Linked DNA regions of Mus musculus: regions 1 and 3 are each linked to region 2. The links are chromatin loops, found by intact Hi-C in ENCODE. Cell type or tissue: left cerebral cortex. All regions are shown on one strand. Region 1 holds the start of Slc39a7 (solute carrier family 39 (zinc transporter), member 7). Region 2 holds the start of Pbx2 (pre B cell leukemia homeobox 2). Region 3 holds the start of Nfkbil1 (nuclear factor of kappa light polypeptide gene enhancer in B cells inhibitor like 1).

What was found. Hi-C counts contacts between places; a loop is a spot of excess contacts. Peaks named below come from ENCODE experiments on the same cell type or tissue, not always from the same donor. Only the 100,000 strongest peaks of a DNase experiment are listed, where the experiment ranks them.
Region 1: a loop joins it to region 2, with 4 times the contacts of the local background. A loop is called at or near these places in 6 of 42 quality-filtered maps.
Region 3: a loop joins it to region 2, with 6 times the contacts of the local background. A loop is called at or near these places in 4 of 42 quality-filtered maps.

The regions. Positions count from the first base shown.
Region 1 is chr17:34,029,721-34,037,720 of GRCm38, reverse strand. It overlaps Slc39a7 (solute carrier family 39 (zinc transporter), member 7), which reads left to right and starts at 6,031. Exons shown (of 7, transcript NM_008202.2): 1 at 6,031-6,897; 2 at 6,987-7,155; 3 at 7,300-7,353; 4 at 7,467-7,631; 5 at 7,738-7,875. The coding sequence starts at 6,463. Rxrb (retinoid X receptor beta) reads right to left here and starts at 5,909. Exons shown (of 10, transcript NM_011306.4): 1 at 5,498-5,909; 2 at 4,677-4,894; 3 at 4,010-4,166; 4 at 3,520-3,699; 5 at 1,895-2,067; 6 at 1,267-1,396; 7 at 964-1,096; 8 at 757-848; 9 at 449-554; 10 at 1-337. The coding sequence starts at 5,723. The coding sequence ends at 190. In left cerebral cortex, CTCF peaks have their summits at 3,390 (motif pointing left), 6,243 and 6,477; DNase peaks (open chromatin) are centred at 5,378, 5,709, 5,999, 6,637 and 3 more places; H3K4me3 peaks cover 2,881 bases; H3K27ac peaks cover 2,467 bases.
Region 2 is chr17:34,589,968-34,597,967 of GRCm38, reverse strand. Gpsm3 (G-protein signalling modulator 3 (AGS3-like, C. elegans)) reads right to left here. Exons shown (of 4, transcript NM_134116.5): 1 at 7,708-8,000; 2 at 7,405-7,507; 3 at 7,027-7,226; 4 at 6,214-6,798. The coding sequence starts at 7,746. The coding sequence ends at 6,661. Pbx2 (pre B cell leukemia homeobox 2) reads right to left here and starts at 5,709. Exons shown (of 9, transcript NM_017463.3): 1 at 5,194-5,709; 2 at 4,323-4,396; 3 at 3,854-4,101; 4 at 3,540-3,730; 5 at 3,251-3,386; 6 at 3,014-3,167; 7 at 2,615-2,703; 8 at 2,254-2,340; 9 at 568-2,144. The coding sequence starts at 5,414. The coding sequence ends at 2,052. It overlaps Ager (advanced glycosylation end product-specific receptor), which reads right to left and starts at 118. Exons shown (of 11, transcript NM_007425.3): 1 at 23-118. The coding sequence starts at 74. In left cerebral cortex, a CTCF peak has its summit at 3,974; DNase peaks (open chromatin) are centred at 4,879, 5,100, 5,787, 6,521 and 2 more places; H3K4me3 peaks cover 3,332 bases; H3K27ac peaks cover 3,183 bases.
Region 3 is chr17:35,231,808-35,239,807 of GRCm38, reverse strand. Nfkbil1 (nuclear factor of kappa light polypeptide gene enhancer in B cells inhibitor like 1) reads left to right here and starts at 4,022. Exons shown (of 4, transcript NM_010909.5): 1 at 4,022-4,158; 2 at 4,577-4,856. The coding sequence starts at 4,102. Atp6v1g2 (ATPase, H+ transporting, lysosomal V1 subunit G2) reads right to left here and starts at 3,212. Exons shown (of 3, transcript NM_023179.3): 1 at 2,963-3,212; 2 at 2,591-2,691; 3 at 1,041-2,183. The coding sequence starts at 3,044. The coding sequence ends at 2,010. In left cerebral cortex, CTCF peaks have their summits at 3,264 (motif pointing right), 4,857 and 7,583 (motif pointing right); DNase peaks (open chromatin) are centred at 3,930, 4,733, 6,502, 7,603 and 2 more places; H3K4me3 peaks cover 3,206 bases; H3K27ac peaks cover 4,518 bases.

The sequences.
Region 1 (8,000 bases), 560 kb after region 2:
TGAAGGTAGACATATAGTCCTCACAGGGATCTGGGGTCCCCTCTGACTTGGAGACCAAACGAACCCTGCTAAGTGTTGCCAGATCCCTGGCAGGCTGGGCAAGTCCCCTCCTGCTCTGCACCTGTCCCATGGCTCTGCCCCCTGCCCAGGCTCAAGTCCTCCTCAGTGACACTCGGTGTGCATCTGGGCTCAGGCTAGCTGGTGGGGAGCCTCAAGCATCTCCATGAGGAAGGTGTCAATGGGGGTGTCGCCAATGAGCTTGAAGAAGAACAGGTGCTCCAGACACTTGAGGCCGATGGAGCGGAGGGCAGGAAGACGTAACAGCAGCTTGGCAAACCTGAGGTGGGGAGGAAGGGAGTGAGAGCCAGCACCACCCAGGCCCTGGACATACCCCAGCTTCACAACCCCCACCTCCCCCTTGAGGTGTCCACAGCCCCGAGGCCCTCACCGGCCCTGCTGCTCAGGGTACTTCTGCTTGCAATAGGTCTCCAGTGAGGCGTACACCTTCTCCCGAAGGATCTCCACCTCTCCAGGGTTGGAGAGGCCCTTGGCGTCTGAGATGGTGAAGGAGGTAGAACAAGGGAAGACGGCAGGTGAATCAAGTCAGGACACACAGACATGCAGTGTGGCCCTCAGGGTGAGGGAAATGAGGCCCGCTGGGTTTGTGGGGTGGGGTGAAAAGGGAAGGCACTAGTGCAGTGGCCTTTTCAGGGTCAGCTGAGATTTCTGGGCTGAGGCGGGGTGGCCTCCTCTCACCTGGATTAAACAGTATGATTGCCCGCAGGCAGCCAAGCTCTGTCTTGTCCATCCTCATGTCACGCATTTTGGACACTAGCTCTGTCAGCACCCTGGAGAGGGACCTGCAGGTCACTCAAAGGTCACAGCTCAGCCAGCCTTGGACACGGACCAGCCTATAGCTCCACCCCTTCTAGCCACAGGCCAGCCTGGCCAAGGGCCACTGACCGATCAAAGATGGCTCCCACGCCTGCGGAATGGGCTGAGTTTCTGTGCACATGAAGACCCGTGGCCAGGAGGATGCCATCTCGGACATCAATGGACCGATGGGAGAAGGACGCAATGAGGAGCTCGTTCCAGCCTGGGGGCCAGAAGGCACCGAGGGTCAGCAGCCGGACACCAGGCCACGGGAACCCAAGTACAAAGAAAACAGAGGCAAGGTAGCCAGCTGGGCTCCCTGAATATGCACGAGAACGCTGCTGGGGTCAGTGAAGGTCAAGAGACTAGAGAGGGTTCAAAGAGATCACTAACCTGCCCGCAGCAGTATGACCTGATCGTCCAGAGGTAGGGAGGAGAAGTGCGGGATCCTCTTTGCCCACTCAACGAGTGTGAACAGCTGTTTGTCAGCTGCCTGGCAGATGTTAGTCACTGGGTCATTTGGCTGCAGAGACAGGGGGGAGATGCATGGGAAGGGGGGGACACCTTCCTTGTGAGAGGTGTTTTATACTCCTTTCTACACCCTCATTCCCTGTCGGGATCCAATCCACCTCTGCGGTCCAGGCTCCTCTCAGGGCAGTCATAGAAACCACTACCAGTCTGGGACTGTCCAATGGGAGCAGAGAAGAGGGAGCTTTCACCCCGTGTCAGAGACGAGACTTTCTAAGAGAGAGTCTCACTATGTAGTCACGACTGGCCTGAAACCTGCTATGTATACCAGGCTGGCCTTGAACTCATGGAGATCCACTTGTCTCTCCCTTCCCAAGTGCTGACATTATAGGCATGGATCGCTACACCTGGCTCACCTCAGATTATTGAAAGGCCTTTTAGTTCAGTGCAAGGTAAGGAGGGACTGAAAGAAGGGAAGAGGGGAGATGGAACATACCCGACTCCTTCTCCCAACCCCCACCCCAGGAGAGAAAGAATCAATCCCATCACTCACGCTGCTGCCACCACCCCCGGTGGCCCCAGGACCCTCAACGCCTTGGTCACTCTTCTGCTCCACAGCAAGCTCTGCCTCCAGGATCCTGTCCACAGGCATCTCCTCAGGGGCTCCCCCAGCCCCATCTCCATCCCCGTCTTTGTCCTTCCCCCGTTGACGCTCCTCCTGAACCGCTGTGGGGTGGGGAAAGAGAAGTGCAAAATTAGAAGCCAACTATGGGGTTGTCTGAAACTCATTTGGGGCCTTCTCAGGGCCAATGTCCCTTGAGATAAAGCGACCAGGGAGGTAATTAGGATCAGAAGGGTAGAAGAGTCCAAAAGCAAATCTGTCCAGCACACACCAGACCCTGAGCTCTGGCCCCACCGCCACAAATTATAAACACACAAAAAGTAAACGAATAGGCAGATAAAAAGAGAAGGGTACAAGAATCAAGGATGAGGGCTGGAGAGATGCTCAGTGGTTAAGAGCACTGACTGCTCTCACTCCTTTGTTCTCTTGCTCTTACTCTCCTCTCCTCTCACTCTCCCCCTCTTATTCTCTCTAGCCTTTCCTCTCTCTCTCTCTCTCTCTCTCTCTCTCTCTCTCTCTCTCTCCTTTCCCCCTTTGTCTCCTCTTGGCTATGGCCGGCCTCTCTTTTACCTTCTCTCTTCCCCCCTGCCTTTCTATAATAAAGCTCTAGCACTGACTGCTCTTTCTGAGGTCTGGAGTTCAAATCCCAGCAACCACATGGTGGTTCACAACCATCTGTAATGGGATCTGATGCCCTCTTCTGGTGTGTCTAAAAACAGCTAAGGTGTACTCATATATAATAAATAAACCTTTAAAAAAAACCAAAAAACAAAAAACGATGAGCCGGGTGGTGGTGGCGCACGCCTTTAATCCCAGCACTTGGGAGGCAGAGGCAGGCGGATTTCTGAGTTCGAGGCCAGCCTGGTCTACAGAGTGAGTTCCAGGATAGCCAGGGCTATACATTGACTGCAGACACTCCTGATGGCAAACTCTAAGCTCTGCTAACTAAAGAGCAGCAGCAGAAAGAGCCTGGTCTGGTCTGGACGGTGTGTGTTCTGATGCTGGTCCTATCACTCTGCTGGGGTAACCCCGGGAGGGCTGACTTTCATCTTTTTTAAAGCAGGAATTGGACCAAAATGAGCTCTAAAATATCTCTTAGAATTCCAGGAGTCAGCTTTGCTTAGAGACAGAAGGAGAGACACCAAGTCCCGACCTCTTCAGTGATTCTGTAGTTTAACCAGGTCCAAGGAAAGACTGGGAGACTAGGGAAAGAACATGGCATCAAAAGAGGGAAGGGCTGTGTGCAGTGGAGGAGAGGAAACAAAGACCCATGAGGAAAGAGGTCACCTCGCCCTAGGGCCAAACTCTGCTGGGAGGTGGATGAACCCTGAGATGCAACCATGAAGACAGAGACAGAGACAGAGACACTGAGAGGTACCAAGCTGTGGAGGACAGGAAAGAGAAACCCAACTGCGCCCCCTGGAGGAGAAAGTGAGCAAAGTCCCAAGATATGGAGGCCATGGGGCCCTCAGCAGTCTCCCCTGTTCCTCCTCAGGGCTCTCCCACAGGGTTGGAGAAGGGCCTGTGACTGAGGCCTGGCCGGGGCAGGCCCTTACCCTCCCTTTTCATGCCAGTGGCCAGGCACTTCTGATAGCGACAGTACTGACAGCGATTCCGCTGGCGCTTGTCCACTGTACAGTCTTTGTTATCACGACACGAGTAGGTCAGGTCCTTCCGAATGGTGCGCTTGAAGAAACCCTTGCAGCCCTCGCAGCTGTAAACCCCATAGTGCTTGCCTACGAGAAAGGTTGGCAGTTAAGACAGTTTTGTGGAGACCTCCTTCTTAGGGAGTCTCTTACCAATCTGCCCAGAGAGGGAACATAGTCTAAATCCTTCCTGTGTTTCATCCAAAAAGGTGACTCAGTCTTCGGTGACCAGAAACCATGTAGCACCCCCACTCCTACCCCTCTCCACATCTGATATGAATCTAAAGGTCCCATAGGCCTCCTTGCTCTGACCAGCCTCAAGAACCCTTGGGAGCCCCATAGGCAGTGGTAAACAGCCCCGACGTGCTTTTTTCTTCTACGGCTGTGCTGAGCCCCATACCTGAGCTTCGGTCCCCGCAGATTGCACAGAGCCGTTTGCCAGCCCCAGGACCACCTGGAGGGGGTGGACAGTGCAGGCCCCGGACCCCTAAGACCGGTGGCTTCACATCTTCAGGGGGGCCAGACCCACCCCCAGGGAGCGACACTGTGGAGTTGATCTGGGATGGGGGAGACAGGGAAGTCACAGGAGACTCTCATATGTCAGGCAAACCACTTCCTGCTTGTGAGCAAGCCCTGTACTATTCCAGAAGGTACTGGGGACACTACTGTCTAACGTAAAGGGCCTTCCTTGCACGTGACACCAAGAGTGATGTCCACCCTTCTGTAATTGTGCTACAGTGGCCCTGAAGGGCACAGGTCTTAGAAGGGCAGGCATATTGAAGCGAAAAGGGCAGCAAAGCCACCGTGAGCTGAACAGGACATCAAAAATATTCCCTGCAGGCTTAGGGTTTGTTTTCAAAACAGAGCTGATGAAGCATGCACCCCCACAGACCACCCCCTTCAGGAAGAGCAAGGGGTCCGAGACCACAGGCTTGCTATGATTAGAGAACTAGAAAGATCAACGGGTTTTGGGGAAGTTCACCCAAAGATGGGGAGTGGGGGTGAGAAGTTGAGAACAAGGAACTGAAGGCACAGTGGCAATAAGCAGGCCACAACCTCTCTCTCACCTGAGGGCTGCTGACAGGCCCGGAGAATCCTGGGGGAGCCGGAGGGGGCAGACCAGGGGACCCCATGGAAGAACTGATGACTGGGAAGGGGGAGCCCAGTGGCGGGGGTGGCATTGGAGGTGGAGGTGCTGAAGGGGTAAGAGGTGGGCCAGGAGGAGAAGACGGACGGATCCCCTGAGAAAGGGGATTTGGGGAGGAGCTGTCTGGGCTTCGGGAATCTGAGAAGTGGGTACGTACAAGGCAGACACACACGGACAGGAGAGACAAGAAGAGAAAGTGAGCCTTTTGATCATCCAAATGGACACTTTAATTCTCCCTGACCCACCACAGCCCGCAACCCTGGAGTTCAGAAATACCAAGTGGCCAAACAACAATTTCACTTCTAATAGTCGTGAGAGGAGGCGGTTGACAAAAAGGGAGGCAGGTCAGGCGGGGCTACTGGGTCATCCCAAGCTGACCTCGGGAGGGGGGGCTGTGAAGCAGCACGTGGAGGTGTAGCAGCGAACCCCTCGTCCAACCCCAACTTAGAACATTCGGGGCAAAGAGTATGGCAGAAATACCCGGTCCCAGAGCGTAAGCTCAGCCTTCGAATGCCCAGAGTCCTCCAGCCCACGGGGAACGGTGTCCTTCCCACGCCCGAGACCGCGCACGCAGGCCCCGCCGCGGGCCCGAACCTGAAGGGCGGAAGCTCCCCCGCCGCGCCCCGCCCCGGGGGAGGGCGCTGGGCCTCGGGACGTCGAGGGCGCGTGTTTACAAACAAGGGGGCGGGAGCGCGGGGAGGGGGCGCGAGGGGCGCCGGCCCGGGCCCACGGGACACTCACCCCGCCCGCTGTCGCCCATCCCGTCCCGGCCAGCCTCCCCCGGCTCCGGCTCCAGGGCTTGCTGCTCTCCGGCCGCCGCCGCCGCCGCCGCGGGATCCAGCCAGGGCCGCCGCCGCCGCCACCGGGACGCGACCCCACAATGCATCTCTTTTCTCACCCCCACCGGCCCACACTGCCCCGCGGCATGCCGCGGCGGGAGGAAGGGCGGACGAGTGGCCCAAGACATGACGCCCGGGCCGAGGGCGGGGAAGCCGGAGAGGCGCCAGGGACGCGCAGGGGGGACAGCGGGGGACTCGGGGGCCGCGACGAAGCCGCGGAGGCGAGCAGGCCGCGGCCTGTGGCAGCGCGACTCAAGAGCCGCGCTCGGCTCGGCACTGAGATGACAGCACCGGCGCGGCCGCCATCTTTGTACAGACGGGAAGTCTCGCCTTGAGCTCCCGCCCCTTCGCCGAGGTGGAAACGGAGGAGGCGGTGCCCGCCAGCCCGCCGTCCCCTCGGATAACCCCCCAGCTCTGCGCATGCGTCCTGACGCCGTGGCCGCGCCGCCCTCGGGGCGCCGCCATGTTGGTAAAGGTATCGGGGCGCAGGCAAGAAAGGGAGCTTCCGGATCTCGCGGGAGCTCGAGGCGTGAGTGCCACGTCCCAGCAAACCGAGAACCGAGAGGATCCCGGAGCCGGTGAGAGGTCCCTGCTGCTCCCTTACGGCGCTTTCCAGGCCTTTACCCCAACCAGTGGGCCATAGAGACGCGGGCCCAGAGAGACCGTAAAGTTGCTGATCAAAGGCTAGAGCGGTGTCGGGGGTGGGGGGCTGCATCCAGGAAGGGTGTTGGGGATGAGGTGGACCGGCCTTGGGGACAATGTAAGAGCGGAGCAAGTAGTATAGAGGAAGGGCTTCAAGGGACGCGGATCCCGAATAGGTAGATTGAGAGTCAAGTCGAGTCGTCTCTTGTTCCTCCGGTCAGCGTGATGACCATGGGCCTGCGGGCCCCCCACTGGGTGGCTGTGGGACTGCTGACCTGGGCGGCTTTGGGGCTGCTGGTGGCCGGACACGAGGGTCATGGTGACCTGCACAAAGATGTGGAAGAGGACTTCCATGGCCACAGTCACGGGCACTCACATGAAGATTTCCACCATGGCCACAGCCACGGGCACTCGCATGAAGATTTCCACCATGGCCACGGCCACACTCATGAAAGCATCTGGCATGGGCATGCCCACAGCCACGACCATGGACACTCACGTGAGGAATTACACCATGGCCATAGCCATGGCCACTCCCACGATAGCCTCCACCACGGAGGACATGGACATGCCCATCGTGAACATAGCCATGGGACTTCTAGGGAGGCTGGGGCTCCAGGCATCAAACACCACCTGGACACTGTCACCCTCTGGGCCTACGTGAGTCGCCAGGGGATGTGGGGAAGAGGGACTGGTTCTTAATCGGTGGGAAGCTCCATCTTTGCCTTCTGATTGTGCTTCTCCACCAGGCACTGGGGGCCACAGTGCTGATCTCCGCAGCTCCGTTCTTCGTGCTGTTCCTCATCCCAGTAGAATCTAACTCTCCCAGGCACCGCTCTCTGCTCCAGATCCTGCTCAGTTTTGCTTCCGGGGGGCTCCTGGGTGATGCGTTCCTCCACCTCATCCCGCATGCCTTGGGTAAGTAACTTGTGGGCTCCGCCTCAAAGGCTTAAGCGGTTTTGTTCTTTCTCTTTAATGATCCCAGATTTTCCGGTTGTCTTCAAACACACATCCCCTGAGCCAGGCATTCCCTCATCAAGCCTTTTCTCCCACTTCCCGCAGAACCTCATTCTCACCACGCTCCAGAGCAGCCTGGACATGGACACTCCCACAGTGGTGAGAAAAACCAGGGACTGGTGTGCTGGGAAAGGGCAACCTCTCCATTCCCATGCTTCGCCTCTTACACTTGAGTCTGCGTCTCCCTTCATGCTTTACTGCCTCCGTTCCAGGCCAGGGCCCCATTCTCTCTGTGGGGCTGTGGGTTCTCAGTGGGATTGTCGCCTTCCTCGTGGTGGAGAAATTTGTGAGACACGTGAAAGGAGGACATGGACACAGTCACGGACACGGAGACAGGCATGCGCATGGAGACAGTCACACCCATGGAGATAGACATGGTGAGCCCGCGTTGCCTGCTCTGTAACACACTCAGGGTCACCCTGTGGAGCAGGACACATGCGAAAGCTCTGTTCCCCACTCTGATCAACTCCTGTTCTCCCTCAGAGTGTTCTTCAAAGGAAAAGCCCAGCACAGAGGAAGAGAAGGAAGTGGGCGGGTTGCGGAAAAGGAGAGGAGGAAACACTGGGCCCAGAGATGGCCCGGTGAAACCTCAGAGCCCTGAAGAAGAAAAAGCAGGCTCAGGTAAGGGATGAGCTGATGGGTTGGCTGTGGGTGTGTGGGTGACGGTGGGAGTCTAGGAAATGGGGGCGAGGGGGGGGCTGTATGTGAACCGGCTTGATGGACACCCTCAATCATTTTTGTCTTGT
Region 2 (8,000 bases):
GTTGGGGCTGGGAGTGTCTCACCCCATAGAGCAAGAACCAGCACCCAGGCTCTAGCTGCTGTCCCCGCTGGCATGGTGCTTCCTTCCCAGGCTCCAGGTTCTGTCTGCCCCTCTTCCCGCTGTGGCCACTGCCCTAGGTGGGGCTTGCACCCTCTACCCTGCCCCCATCTCCCATCTCGTTCTGTCAGAGAATGCCAGGAATCTGTGCTTCTGGGACAAGAGTCCTTCAGGTACTAGAAGCAATCTCACCCGACCTGAGGACACTGGCAGCCTCTGGGCACTACCTCTCCCTGGGGTAGGGCTCTACACCAATAAAGGCCTCACTTCCTTCAACCCACCGAGTTCCATCATGAGTGCCAGGGGTTTGCTAGTGGGCAAGTTGTTAGGCAACATGGTTCAGTCTGCTCTGTTGTCACTCTGGGTACATCTTTGTACTGAGGGCTGGCCCCAAACCTGTTGGAGCTTTGTAAGAATTAATTCTTTTAGGGGAGTTTTGGTTGGTTTTTTTTTTTTTTTTTGGTTTTTTTGTTTTCTTTTCTTTTGAAAAAAAAAAATCTCAACTAAACCCAGGGGAAAAAGAAATATCTTTATTTAAAACTGCCACTTCTTTCTTTTTTTTTTTTTTCTGTGAATCTATGTTTACAAGTGAGGAGAGAAACTGCCCCTGGCCCCTGCCTCCCACCACCCTCTTCACTCCCTCAGTCCAGCCTGGGCCTTTGATGGGAGGGGTTCCCCATGGTGACAGTCTTGAAGATCCTGAGGATGTCTGAGGGGGTCAGATAGAAGGGTTCAGGGCTGAGACTTTTTTAGCCTTCCCTCATACCTGGCTTTCTGTGACCGCCCTCTTCTCCCCACCCCCTTGATTTTGGCATGAGATTAAGAACTGAACAGAAACATGTACTTCTGGGAAACTGGGGGAGACACATATAGAAGCACCCAGCCCATATTTAGCGTATTTGGCAAGAACTCCCCTCCCCGATCAATCTTTTCCACTCTGCAAATAGTTTAAAAAACAAAACAAAAGCCTTTTGACTTTTTCAAAATCACTGAGTTCAGTCTAGTCTTGCCCAAAGGTTACTGGGGAGGTGGGGGAGGCAGGAGGCTACAGGGCTTCATGCTCCATAGGAAATACAGCAGAGATCTGCCTGCGCAGGCTAAGAAACCCACGTGTCCAGGCTGAGGACCTGGTGTCCTACAAAATCCGATTCCCCACTGGGGGGCTGGGTCAAGTAGCCACCACCAGATCTGTCTTGTCTCTTACTAGGCCCCTTTGGCTCTTACTTCTCAAGTGGGTAAACAAAAATAAATCAGCATGTTTATTTAAGACACACACACACACCCCACACACACCCAAAACCCTACTTCTTCAAACTATATTAAAACTTAAGGATCACCACTACCAACAGAAACAATTAAAAAGAAATACAGATTCAGGGTTTCTTTTCTTAAAAAACAAACAAACAAAACAAAAAGTCCAACTCCAAAGCCTAGTCAACAGTTTTCTAAAGTAGCAGAAACTCCCTCCGAGGTAGATATCCGAGTCAGACACTCTTGTCCACCGAGCGGTTCTATTGGTTTAAGATGAGCTGCGTATGAGGTAATAAAGCCGTCTGGAGGGGCAGGAGGTGGGGGTGCATGGGGGAGGGGGTGTTGGCCCAGGGCCTCTGTCCAAGAGTCCCCATTTTTGGCATCTCTGGGTCGGGCAGGGCTGACATCTCCAGATTCCAGAGTATATAAGTGGGGTGGGGAACAGAAGTAGGAGGAGTCCAAGACAAACACAACTGGTGTTAGGTTGTAGATTTAAGAGAGACATCTGAGAAATAGGTATCTGGTTTTGGTGAGAGGTGAGACGAAAAAAAGAAAGAAGAAATGGGGACACCCCACTCTCCCTGCCATGTTGTCAGCACCCCAGCACCAAGCGTCTGGTCGGGGAGGGCACAACCCCAATCGCCCTCTGTTTTGTGCTTCTGTGGGGTTTGTCCTCTAGATGCCCAGAGTCCTTAAGAGTTGCCTGGTGGAAGCCCCTAGCCCCGCGACCTTGAGGGGCAAGGTCAGTTGGAGGTGTCAGAGTGAACACTTCCTGGTCCCTCTGTCGGGGATGTCACCGAGGACGGGGTCACAGCCTCCTGCCAGCCACCATTGGCCTGGTAAAAGAGAATGAGAGTCAGAATGGGAAATCCCAGTGTGGGGGTCACACTCCCACCCCGGTGAGAACCCAAAGCTGGAGGCAGCAAGGCCCTTTGACCCACTCACCCGAATTTCTCGAGGACTGTATATCTGACCTCCCCCAATGTTATCCCCGTAGCTCCCCGGCCCCATCGAGTGTCGGAGTGATTCCACCTGCAGGTTACAAAGAAAGGCATGACACACGGGATGCCTCAGAGGGTTCTTGTGTGTTTGGGGGTGGGGCAGGGCACGCACAGCTCAGCAGAGAAAGGAGTCTGTCAGGTAACGCCTCCTGATCTGAGCTCGATCCCCAGAACCCACCTAAAGATGGGAGAACTACCGCAGAGCTGCCCTGTGACGCTGACGTGTGCAGTCGCACATATACCCGCCCGCCCTCCCCATCATGCACGCAGCAATGAAAGAGAAGAGAGGAGCTGGGCCTTCTGACCTGGGAAGCAGGGTAGGAATCGCCATTGAGCCCGGGCATCCCCAGAAACATGTCTCCGGATCCTGAGAGATTGAAAGAGCCGCCAGAGCCTTTCGAGGGCAGAGAGAGAGAGAATCAGAAAAAGCACAGGGCCCTCTGATGGGGGACAGGAGGGAAACCCAACCCTGAGCTTCCAGAAAGCTCACTCTCTGGGACTAGACTCGGAGTATATGAAGATTATCCACAGAACAGCAGGCCCTCCCTCACAACAGGCTACCCCTTGACATTGCCACCCCATCTTAGCCTGGTCTTCCCCCACCCCACCCCAAAGTCCTCCTTGCTATCATCCTGCACAGACACAAGTGGAAGCAAAGGCAAGAAACACTCAAGTCAGCCAGCCAGCGTGGCGGTGGGCTCCACCTGCAGAGGAAGGGGGCGTTGGAGAGCTGGTGCGGCTGTGGCCCCCCTGGGCAACTGACACGGCTGTCTTCACAGCATAGATGTTCGCCTCCTCTTGGAACTTCCCAATATTCTTCTTGTAGCGAATTCGCTTGTTACCGAACCAGTTGGAAACCTGCAGTGTCGGGCAGAGAGGGTCAAGTGGAACCTTGTCTTGGGGACCCCTCTCTTAGTAACATCTGAGAACCCCCGGAGTACCTGAGAGACGGTGATGCCACACTTCTTGGCAAGCTCCTCTTTGGCCTCCTCACTAGGGTAAGGGTTGCTCAGGTGGGAGTAGAAATACTCATTCAGGACCTCAGTGGCCTGTTTGCTGAAGTTCCGGCGTTTCCGTCTGCAGAGAAGCACCGAGCATGTCAGAAACTCCAGCATCATCATATCATCATAGCACCCTTCTGGATAATGGGGCAGCCCAGGGGTCTTGGAGTGGTTCCGGGGGGGGGGGGGGGGAGGGGGAACGGGACGGGACAGGGTTCCTGAGCCCGACCTGGCATCCAGGAAGCGAGAACGCAGGATCATGACGGCCTCACAGGTGCTTTGCTTCAGCTGCATCTGAATGGCGCTGAACTTTCGATGGATGATGCTAACCATGCGCTCCATCTCCTTGGGGGCGACCGGGCGAGTGCGGCTCTGCTCCCTCAGCAGGTTCATGACGTGAGTTGTGAACTCATTGCATGCCTATGGGAGCAAGGAGGCCGTTGAGGAGGCCCTGTGGCTTGGGGCTTCTAGAGTCAGAGGTCGGGGGGGGGGGGTCCTTTTTACTCTCTGGTCCACCTCACCGGCTCGCTTGCCTCTCCTCACCTGCTCATACTTCTCCAGCTCTGAGTGGTAGATGTGGCGGATCTGGGCAAGCTTGCTGCGATAGTCTGAGTGTTCGATGGAGTTGTCCGGGGATACGCCACCACCGGAGGCTGCGGCAGCTGCAGCAGCTGCTGCGGAGCCGCCCCCTTTCTCGGGTCCAGCCACACCTTCTGCCAGAAGCATGTTGTCCAGGCGCATCAGCTGTGGGTCCACGGGCTCCTCCTCTTGGGAGCTCCGAATGCTAAGGCCTAGCAGGCAGGCAAACAGACTTAAGGAACCCCTCACCCCCCACCCCCATCCCCGGTCAAAGCTCCATCCTCGGTCCCAGGGCTCCAGGGCTTCCCTTCCCCACTTCCTTTCATGCAACCTCCGTGGCTCTCAATTTCCTCAAGGCTTCAAGTTGTCAAACTCTAAGCCCTAAGGCAGAGTCTTGCTCCCAGAAGTGAGCATCAGAGGGGCACCTACGTACCAGTTTTCTCCTTGATTTCACACAGGACACTAAACAGGGCAGGTTTCATTCGGTGACAGTTTAGGGCATGTTTCCTTAGGAGGAACGGGAGGAGAGAAAGGGTTCAGGCAGGAGAAAGACGAGAGGGGTGCCAGGGTGCAAGGTGGGGGCATAATCTGCGAGGGGGTTAAGTGGGAATCGGGGTAGAGTGGAGTCCGAGGGATAGTTGAGATCAGCTGCCATAGCTTCGGGAAGCGGCAGGGTCACAGGAAGCAGAAGATGCAGGCAGTGGGGCTAAAGTCACTATGGGCGGGCTGAGGCTAAGAGGGATGGTTCAAGCAAAAAGATGGAGCAAGGATCTAGAGATGACTGAAGAAATAAAGGTGACTAGGTAGGTTGTGGAGTAGAGAACCGGAGGCTGTCAGTGTGAGGCGGTAGGGGGCCTGAGAAAGGTGGGGGGGGGGGTGCCCTGCTACCTGGGAGTTCAGTACAGAATGTGTGGGCTGAGCAGGGGGAAGGCTGTTGAGGACTCTTGGAGGCCCCGACCTCCGTGGAAGGGAATGTGTGGAGATCCTGGATCCGTACGCGGAGAATGGGGTGGGCTAGCCGGATAGTTAGGGAAGACAGCTTTGGCTGAGAACAGTTTCTAAGTCTGGGAGCCAAGAGATGGGCCAGAGTTGACTGTAGGGGTCAGCAAAAGGTTAGGAGGGAGTGAGACCACCTGGGGTTCGCTCTGTGGAGGAGGCTTTAGGGCCTAGGGGCAAAGCAAGCTTTGAGAGAACACTAGAACTAAGGAAAGAAAAGAGTTGCAAGATCCAGAGAGGGCCCTGGGGGAGGGGGGCTTGCAGAGGACTCAGAGCTGTGAGCGGGGTCCCGGGGTGGGGGCACTCACTTGGCCTGGGCCTCGTCCAGGCTCTGGTCCGTGATGGTCATTATCTGTTGCAGAATGTCCCCGATGTCTTGCTTCCCTCGGCCTCCCGGGACCCCCCCACTTCCCCCACCGGGGTCTCCGCCACCGGGAGGCTCGCCAGGGCCCCCGGGCTCCGCACCTACCAGCCCCAGACCCCCACGGCCCCCGCCCGGAGGAGGCGGCCCCAGCAGCCGCTCGTCCATAGCTGGGGGGGGGCCTGAGGCCCCCTCCCTGCTCGCCCCTCCCCCCGCCGGGTGACTTCCCCCCCAAACTCGCTGGGGCCGCTGCTCCCTCCGCCCCAACCCCGCCCGGCAACCCGCCTCCCGGCTCCCCTCGGGGGTTCACCCCGGCACTGAAGGGGAGACCCGGGGTGCCGCCTGGGCACCCCCACAGGAGACCCCGGCCCCCGGCGGCGGAGAAAATGGAGCCGGAGAGAGAGAGAGAGAGAGAGGAGGCCCAAGCGGGGGTGTGTGTGCGAGAGGAGGGAGGAGGGAGAAGGGGGAACGAGGGAGGCGGCTGGGGGAGGGGAGCGGGAGGAAGAGGAGGGGAGGAGAGGAGGAACGGGGAGGAGCCGGGGGCGGGGAGACGCAGGCCAGGCGGCGGCGGCGGCGGCGGGTGGAGGCGGGGAGCGGCCGGGCGGCCGGGGAGAGACTGGGTTGGCCTCGGCGCTGGCCGAAAGGGCGCTGGGGTGGGTGTCTCGGCCACCTGGGTTCCGAGGCCATGGTCGGGTGGTGCGGACTCCGGCCTCTGGAATGTTCTCCGACAGCTCGGTTCATATTTCTTGTTCTAATGACTCCCCTCCTTGTTCGACTTAATTAAAACCGGGAGACTGGGGGCTGGGGGAGATGATTAGGGAGGTCTCCAGCCGCTGCTTAATGAGCCAGTAATTAACCAGCCAGGGAGGGGAGCTGGCCTCTGGCCAGATCGCTGAGAGCGGCTGCCCCAGGCCTCACCTACCCACCTTGCACCCCCCCACACACACCCCCAGATACCAGTCTTCAGTCCAGAGGGGAATTATGTTTATTCATACAACCAAAACATCAGACAGACTCAGCAGCAGGGTGGGGGCGGGGTAAGAGTCGCTTCACCGCCTCTGGGCCCCTCTGCCTTGGGGCCTGAGACTGCTAGTGCTGGACAATTGTCTTACTCTTCCCTTTTTTTCTCACTAGGCAGGGGCAGGCCGCAGCCCTCACACCCTGTTTAGTAGCTTGACAGCTCAGGATAGAGACTCTTTAACTGTCCTCGGGAGTTGTGTCCACCCTACCTTGCTTATCTTCATGGTTAGAGTACTTGTCCCAAGTCCAGTCCCCAGGGAAAGTGGGTGGTAAATACAGCAATTTTAGCCGGGTCTTCCATCTCTGGTTACCCCTGCCAAACAGGGTTGAAGACCTTCGGGGAGTGTCCCAGCTTTGAGTCCCAGAGAGAAGGGACTGGTGAGGAGCTCCGGTCTCAGCAGGTGTGTGTAGGAGGCCGGGATCTCTGCTCCTCCATTCGACCTCCACCCTGAACTCTCAGCAGCAACTCCAGAAGCTCCTGCCCCCCGGGGGGAAGGGGCGGGTCAGACCGTTGGGCTTCAATCCGCTGGCACTAGAAACGTGGAGGGAGAAAAGGGCATTGGTAGCCCATAATGGTTTTGGGTAAGAGAGGCCAGGGTTGGTGTGGGGCAGATAGGAAATCTGTGATGGGGATGGGGAGACTAGAGGCTTACCAAAGGACATATGCTTAGGGACAAAGAAGTTAGGGCTCAGGCAGAAGGCCAGCTAGGAGACCTGGGTCTTGTCTCCATGGATGCATGTGGGGTGGGATGTGCCTTACCTGGTGACTAAGGATGGTGCTGTAGAGCTGTTCTTTGTCTTCAAGAAGCCGGGGTGGGGCTGGGGCTAGGTTTGGTGGGGCCTCGGGGGTGTGGAAGGTGGCCCTCTGTTCCTCTAGGCGGCGGGACTGGGCTTCGGCCACTAGGTCCAGAAGGAGCTCAGTCTGCAGGGAGAGCAGGGAGCCAGAACGGGGCCCTAGGGCTATGGGAGAGGAAGGAGGAGGATTCAGACCCAGAGGCTATGGCAGAATGGGAGTAGCAAGCGGTGGGGACAGGTGAGCTGGTGGACGAGCTAGGGACCAACAGGTGTGATGGTTAGTGGACCTACACTGGGGTAGCCTGGGTGATAGGGTCAAGATCTTCCAGGGTTGGTGGGGTACCTGTGTGTCGGGTTCCAGGAGGAGGAGGGGAGGGAGGAGCAGATCTCCAAGGCCGAGCGGTGGCATTCACAGGGGGCCATCCCTGATCATCCTGCGGGAGACTCTGATACCAAGACATGTTGTTCATTCCAGTCAGAGGTGTGTGTGGGTGGAGGGCTAGGCCAGTGACCCATTTCCCCTGTGTTTTTGTTCCTGTCTTGGTGTGCCCAAGCTTTCCCAAGTCTCCTGTGTCCACCCGTCACTAGGTCCCACATGTCCCTTCTCCCTGGGTTGGTTCCCCAACCCGGCACCCCAGCAGCTCACCTGTTCACCATCTTCTTCCTGGGGTCTTTCAGCCTCCATCCCTGGACTTGGGGAGAGACACTGATGGGGAAGAGTAGCTGGAATTTGGGAGGAGGACCCGGAACCTTGGGTTCCTGAGGGGAATGGGGGCTGGACGGGGTGGGGGTGAGCTGGGGGCTGGATGCCAGGGTACTGAGCAGGAAGCCGGGTTCCTGGTCAGCCCCCCCATGGGCCCCGCCCAACTCTGTCAACTTCCTCCATCCTCTTTTTCCCACCCAAACAGCTTGTTTGACCTCTCTTGCCCCAGGGGAGGA
Region 3 (8,000 bases), 640 kb before region 2:
TTGGGTGGTGAGATATCTTTGGTGTTTCATGACTGCCTTATTTGGCATAGATTTTTTTTTTTTTTTCCTGAGACAGGGCTTCTCTGTGTAGCCCTGGCTGTCCTGGAATTCACTCTGTAGACCAGGCTGGCCTTGAACTCAGAAATCCACCTGCCTCTGCCTCCCAAGTGCTGGGATTAAAGGCATGCGCCACCACACCTGGCTTATAGTTTTTTTTTTAATGTCTCTCTACAGAAAAGTCATATAAGACTATGAATTACCTCATTGATTCAAGTTCAGGGTGAAATGAGCAGTGAAGAGAACTGATAAAGGAATGGGGGTCAGAGACCAGCAGTGTCCCACCCCCTCACCCCCTACCACCACCACCCCAACTTCCTCCTTCCCCACCCCAGCATCTTTTTATTCCAAAGTATTCCTCAACTGCCAAGTGTGTGCCAAGTGCTATCTAGGCTCTGGGGATACAACGACCTTTATCATCAGATACATAATGAGAGCCAATACCCAAACATAATGTCAAGCCAGGCGTGGTGGTGCACGTCTTTAATTCCAGTACTCAAGAGGCAGAGGCATGTGGATCTCTTGTGAGTTCAAAGCTAGCCTGGCCTAGCAAATTCCAGGGTAGTCAGAGATACTTAGTAAGATAGTAAGTCTCTGTCTCTCTGTCTCTCTCTCTCTCTCTCTCTCTCTCTCTCTCTCTCGTGTGTGTGTGTGTGTGTGTGTGTGTGTGTGTGTGTGTGTCTGTCTGTCTGTCTGTCTGTCTGTCTGCCTGCCTGCCTGTCTGTCTGTCTCTGTCTCTGGTGCTGATGAGCAGTGTAAAACCAGGAAAGAGACAGAGTGCTGCTCTGCCAACATTTCCCTTACAACTATCTATGCAACTCTCTGTTCAAGAGGGGACACAGTACTGTGTCCTTTTGTTTCTCCATAAAGCTTCCAGGACAGCCCTTTGCAGTGTTTTGGAAACTATATAAATGCATAACTCTGAGGACAGCGAACCAAAGTGAGCAACGGCAAGGCAAAAAGGAGGCTGCTTTCACCAACAATTGACTCATCCACCAGTATTTTATTGACACTCCGCTGTTACACAAGGAGGCAAGGTGCTGAGGGCACACAAAGGAATGCATGCATGTGAATGTCATAGATATCTTCAGCTCCCGGAAGCAGCAAGATTTGGGAAAACAGAGAAAGAGGGGGGCCAACCATGAGAAAGACCAGCTCAGGAGAAACAGAGAGGTGCTAAGAGATTTGATATATATTTGGGACTCGGACAGAGGGGCTAAATAACATTATCATTTAACTGTTCGGGGGCATGATGTGCCAAGGGAGAGCCAGAGAAACAAATTCTTTAGAGGGTTACTAGTGTCACAGTGGCTGAACAAAGCTGGAACACAAGGAATAAAAAAGTCAGGAGAGGGGGTTAGAATTCTGGCAGGCACGCAGAGTGCGGTCATGATACAGGCACTCCGTCATCTGGAACTATGCTGAATTCTCACAGATAATTCACAGCAGCCACCTTACAAAGTGAGCGTTGTTGCTGTCATTCCAGTCACAAAGATGAGGACACTGAGGCTTCCAGGTTAAATAGTTGTCCCAGTTGTGTAACCAGCAAGGACCAGGGGTGGGAGAGGAACAGAGGTTCCCCTGCTCTGAAGTCAGGGTGCTTTCATAACTGTCACCAGGACATATATTTCACAGAGGGGTCCGGTGGGGATGACGTGGGCATTCATTAGTAAACTTCCAGTGGGTGTCATGGAACAGAGAGATTCGGGTTTGTCGGGTTTGAACAGGCTACTTGTAAGTCTCAGGGGGGAATATTGGATCCTGTCACATAGAAGCCTCCCCTCCAGCAACAGGTTATTATGTGAAGCGATTTGGTGGGTGGGGGGGATGATATTATGGATTGAACCCAAGGCTCTGCGCATGCGACACAAGTGGTTTTGAGTTGGGATATTTCTCTGTGGACGGAGCTGACAGAAGGAGTCACTCTAGGGATGTGTCCCTGAGCGATGGTTCTAGACAGTAACCCGATAGTTGGGGTGGACCTGGGGCCTGACTTCACAGACCATGCCGAGAAGCTGAGCCAGGACGCGCTCCCGATTCCTCTGCTGGGAACTCTGCATGCCCTGAACCTGCCGTCTTGTGGCCTGCTCCACTTCAGCAGACAGGTTCCCCTGAGAGCCCATGGCCTGGGGGATGGGGGCGGAGGAGAGAAAGAAAAAAGCAGACACAGAGAAAGGAGGGTCCCAGCATGTAGGAGGAAAGGTTCAGAGGAAGGCCTGGGAAGCCTTTTCGAAACTATTCCCACCCCACAAAAACATGTAGATACCAAGCAGGTGGGCACAATCCTTACTTCTGAGACTGACCATAAAACTGTCCCCACCATACAGACTGTGAAGGCTGCCCCACAAGTCTCATGTACCCTTTAAAACCCTCAGACCTTACAGATCCCGTCAAAGCTTTACCAATGTGTGGTCCTTGTCAGGGCCTCTTCAGCTCTCAGACACCCTAATTTCTTAGTCACCTGTATACACCTGGCAAGAGGCACCCACCGATTTGCACCTGGGTGGGGCCATCCCTGTCCCCCTCAACTCACCGCCTGCTGCTTGCTCTGAAACTCCTGTTCCCGCTCCCTGCGGTATTGCTCCACCTCCATTTGAGCCTCCTCCTTCGCCTGCTTCAGTCGCCGGGCCTTCCCTAGAGGCAGAAGGACAGTGAGTGTACACACACACACACACACAACCAGGTGCGTTAGTGGGATCAGTGCCCTCTAGAAAGTTATCCAGTTTCCTGTCAACCAACCAAATGCTAGACTGTAAAACCCACCCGTTTCTTCTACCCTAATAGCCTCAGTCCCCCATCTGTCCTCATTGTCCTTGGGCTTTTTTTTCCTAAGGACTCAAATGCCCGCTATCCCCTATTCCTAAATTCTCCTTCCATATTCCTAAGAGAGGAAAGGGGGGCTCACTCTTCCTGGCATCGGCCACCTTCTCCGCTGCCCGCTTCTCAGCCTGGAGGAGCTGCTGGATACCCTGGGTCTGACTGGCCATTTTTATCACTAGAGAGGATGCTGTTCCGAAGGCGACCGAGGTACCAGACGGCTCCCACCCTCCAGCGCCTACTCCTCCGGGCCCTTGATGCGGTCCTCCACTCCCACTGGGTCTTAGCGCTCCCGTTTTCACTCAGTCTCCTGCACCGGGTGGGTGTCTGTCATCCTCACACTGATGACTGGTCCTCCTCTCGAACCTCACTGAGGTAGTACCCGAAACGGCCGCCCGAGGGCAGCAGAGACCAGCCCTGTGCTGACTACTGCAGCAGGTGCAGGGCCTCTCCGTGTCACCAGGGTCCACAGAGATGGGTCTGGGGGAAGCGGAGGGCAGAGTGTTTGGGTGTGAGGAGATCTTGGTTGGTGGTCTCGAAGGAGACACAAAGGCGATGAGAATGGTGTGGGAAGGTAAGGATGCGCTTGGACACAGTACGCTGGGTTTCACTTACACTCCCAACTGTGTCTCCACGCCTCCCTCCGCCCTTACCCCCTCTTTTCAGCCTCCATCTTCTCTTCAGACTTTCCCCCCAAATCTGAACGTCTGCACACATCTCCCTGCTCTGTCCTACGTTTGCCTTGTTAGTGTCTAACCATGTGTTTTTCTTTTTTGATCTACCCATATACTTGGCCTCATTGTGGTTGTGTGGTGTGTGTGTGATTATGTGTGTGTGTGTGAGATTGTGTGTGTGTGTTTCGAGACAGGGATTCTCTCTGTAGTCCTGGCTGTCGCTGCAGCTCGCCCTATAGACCAGGCCTGCCTCTGCCTCTGCCTCCCTTCGAAAGCTCGCCTCTCATCTTCCGCTTGCAGGAGGACCCTATGTCGCAAATTGTCTTATTTCCCCTCCGGAGACCTAATCACAAGTCACCCAGTCCGAGCGTTCGGTACGATTTCCGGGATGGAACACACAGTTCATTTCCGCCCGAAACTTGCGCGTGTGCTTGCGCCATTTCCTGCATCCTGGCGCGCCTCCTCCCTCCCCACCTCCCTTCTCCGAGCGTCTTAAGCCCAGGCCTCCGGCCTCCGTCTCTGAGGGTCCTTGGGGGGGCGGGGAGCAGGTCTGATGAGTAACCCCTCCCCCCAGGCCCCAGAGGAAGAAGCCTCTACGTCTGTCTGTCGGGTACATTATATTCCATTTCTAGATCGCTCTTTGAATTTGTGACTTTTCTCCAGATTTGTGGCTAATGAAAATTGCCCCCATCTGGCCTTACTTGATTTTTGTTGTTGTTGTTGTTGTTTCCCTCCAAAGTTCAGAATTAACTTTTTTCTTGGGCTCTGGAACCTTAAAACAACTATGTATCATTTTCTCAAAAATTACATCAAAAATTAACTCTGTGATTCCCCCCTCCCCACCAGCCCCCAACTCCAACCCCATCCCCACCCTCCGCCCCAAACTTGCCATCTGCTAAGGGATGAGAGTTTAGAATAGGCCTTATCTCTTGCTGGAGATGCAAGGGGGAGGAAATAGGAGGTAAAGGGAGAAACGGGGAAGAGCGGAGCTGGGACCTCACCGCTGCCATTTCCCACTTCTTCCTCAGCCCCAGAGTTGTTCCATGGCCTCCGCTTCCCGCCGGCACCGCCGAGAGCGACGCTTCCGGCGGTACTTGTCTGCAGGACGGCTGGTGCGAGCCCAGGCTCTCCTCCAGCGACATCCCGGGCTTGATGTGGACGCTGGGCAGCCCCCGCCTCTCCACAGGGCCTGCGCCCGCCACGATGCCCCTGCCCTGTGCCTGCTGCTGCGTCTCGGCGCTGACCCTGCCCACCAGGACCGCCATGGCGACACGGCGCTGCACGCTGCTGCCCGCCAGGGCCCTGATGGTGAGTGGGTCCGTGGGAACTGGTCTTGAGAAGCTGGCCAGATCTGAACTGAAAGAATGCGTGGGAAATAAAGGCCTGGTGTGGTGGCGCAGGTCTTTTGACTCTGGGCAAGCAGAGGCAGGAGAATCTCTCTAAGTATGTAGCCTACACAGTGAGCTCCAAGACTACAGAGAGACCCTGTATCATACAACAAAATAGTTGGGAAATAAGTTAGTTCTTTGGTCCTTGGGAACTGTTGAAGATCCCTGGTTGGGATGTGGCCATATCTCTCTAGTAACAGAAAAGCTTATCCTAACATCGCCCAATCAACTAAGGGGTGTGTGCTAGCATGGTGTGATTGTTTGTTTGTTTGAAGATTTATTTATTTTATGTATATGAGTACACACTGTAGCAGTACGGATAGTTGTGAGTCTTCATCTGGTTGTTCGGAATTGAATTTTAGGGCAACCGCACTCTCTCCTGCCCATATTTATTATTATAAATAAGTACACTGTAGCTGACTTCAGACGTGCCAGAAGTGGGCGTCAGATCTCACGACAGATGGTTGTGAGCCACCATGTGGTTGCTGGGATTTGAACTCAGGACCTTCAGAAGGGCAGTCAGTGCTCTTACCCACTGAGCCATCTCACCAGCCCGATTGTTTTTGTTTTTGAGTCAGGGTCTTACCGAGTCTCTCAGGCTGGCCTCTGCATCCCAAGTGCTGAGGTTGTAGGCATGTGTCTCCCACACCCAGCCGCATAGCTCGCAACTCTTTCTTTACATTTCCTAGCTTTCAGCTCAGTGACTACTTTGTTTCTTTGATGGTTTTTTACCTTGCAGTTGACTGCTCAGGTCAGATCCCAGCTCCACTCACCCCACCCCCACCCCCTTAATTTTGCTTCTCTCCTTGCATAATCAAAACAATGGCAACCTTGTAATAATGCCACAAACACCTTACAAAGTATCCATGCTTTGTCACATGATCAGCTGGGCCGGCCAGAGGACTTGAAACTTTTACTTGGTGTTATGCCGGAGATCTGCTGCTGTGTGTTAGGGATGGACTCATGTCCCTTGACACATACCAGGCGCCAGACCAGTTTTCTTCATTCTCACCAAAATTCTGTAACAAAAATCCTACTTAAGCTGGTGGTGCGGTCTGGAGGCGGAGGCAGTCCGGGCTCTGCAAACTCAAGGCCAGTCTGCTCTACATCCAAGCTAGCCGGAGCCACGGTAGAGAGACGTCAACAAAACATCTCCAGTCAGCATCGGTAGTGGCTCCACAGTGCAGACAGCCTCTTTCTAGTTCATTTGTGTTACTTACTGGCAGATAGCCAGCCCAGAAACAGCCTCCCCGCCTAGAAAGACAGGAAGTTCACAACACACTCCTGTAATCCCAGCCCTCGGGAACACCTCAAGGCCAGTCTGGGCAGGGCCTAAGAGTCTCAAAAAGTGAAGGAAAAAAAAGCCATCAAGCAGATCTCACCTAACCTACATGGCGGCTATGGTGTGACTAGTTTTATCCCGCTGAGGTTAACACTCAGGGGTTTCCTACCAGAACCCTGCACTCTCCTGCCCCTGCTCCCCCAGCCTCTTGACCTAGCCCCAGATGGCATACTTCTAGATCAGTTTTGCCAAATCCCACAGTTCTGGAAACAGCGTAGGTGTTGCCTTTGCAGTGACAGCAGAAGCAATTCCCTGGAGAGCAGCTTCCAGACTAGAACTGGAGGAGAGGCCCGTCTGTTAAGAGACGGACGGCCTTCTGCCCACAGATCAACAACCCTGCTCACTCACTCATCTCCAGCTTGGCCTCTCCTTGATCAAAACCAAAACCAAACCCAAAATCCTCTAACACAAATAAGATGGGCCTGCGTAGTTGATTTTCTTTAAGCTTAAAGAGAGGAAGGCTGCAGCTGCCTGGCTGAGTTTATTATGGGATACCTGAAGAGAAGAAGTCCCCAGACTCCTGAATACGTCCTGTGGAATCTTTATATACCACCAGTAGGGCTGTTCCAAGCAGAGTAGCAAGCCGGAAGCAGCCTCACTTCCAGTTTGAGGTTTTAAGAGCAAAAAAAATGCAATTGTGGCGTATACAGAAAGGCAGCTCTGGACAGCTGCAGCAAGCAAGCTTTGCTTACAGAAGCAGAGAGGTAGCGGTTAGATGGTCAGGCAGTTAACCTTCAGCTCAGAGTCACACTGTACAGGAATTTATGGCTGGACCAGAGACCAGTTTACTCTAAGAGCTTATAGCCGTTCAGTTCACCCAAGGTTGTTATAGCACTTAAAGTATTCTTAGGTATGCTTTCAGGAGATGTGTACCTAGATAGAGTTCAGCAGCCGGCTACAGTTTAAGAGGCAGCTCCTGGGTGGTAGCAGTGTGGTGCCTAGGGTTGCCGCTTACGGATCCTGAGGCCTGCACCCTTACCTCGGGAGCTTGTTCGCCTCCGAAACGGAGGTTGTAATAACACATGAGCCACGGACTGGCTGCAGCTTTGCTACGTAATGATAAGTTCCGCGGTTCAGTTAACTTGGCTGAGGATCTCCTAATGGTGGAATAGGCACCGCCACTGTCGTATAGAATTCTGAGAAACATGTGAAACATTTAACACACCGTGGCGAAAGTGAGGCCTCCCTGGGGAGTTTCGGGAACTTGTCTGCATGTCACAGTTGAGAGGTTGCAATGGTCCAAAGAGGAAACCATCCCTCCACACTTCTCCCAACCCCTGGTCTTTCAGACCGTTTTCCCGGCACCTGCCAGTTCTGCCACGAGGTGGCGCTCTAATCCCAACTTCATCTCATTCAGCGGCTGCCCGCTGCTTTGAAGATAGTTGAATGAGATTGATCCATTGAGCAGATTGAGCGATTGAACCTGCAGGAGTCTCCCCTCCACTCTCCTGTTAGGTCAGAGGGCTGCCCTAGGACACTGAAATGACTGGGGAGCGGGGGGTACCACACACAGTAGGGGGCCAGAAGAGGCTCACATTTTAGGCTTTGTGTGTGTGTGTGTGTGTGTGTGTGTGTGTGTGTGTGAATGTCATGGAAGATCAGTTTCAGCTGTCAGAGGGACCCATCAGTAAAGCATGCGTCAAACAGTGGCCACTCTGCAAAGAGCAAGCATGAGTGGACACTGGCAGGCAATATAGTTCTCTCCGTTTTTGGGGGGAGGGA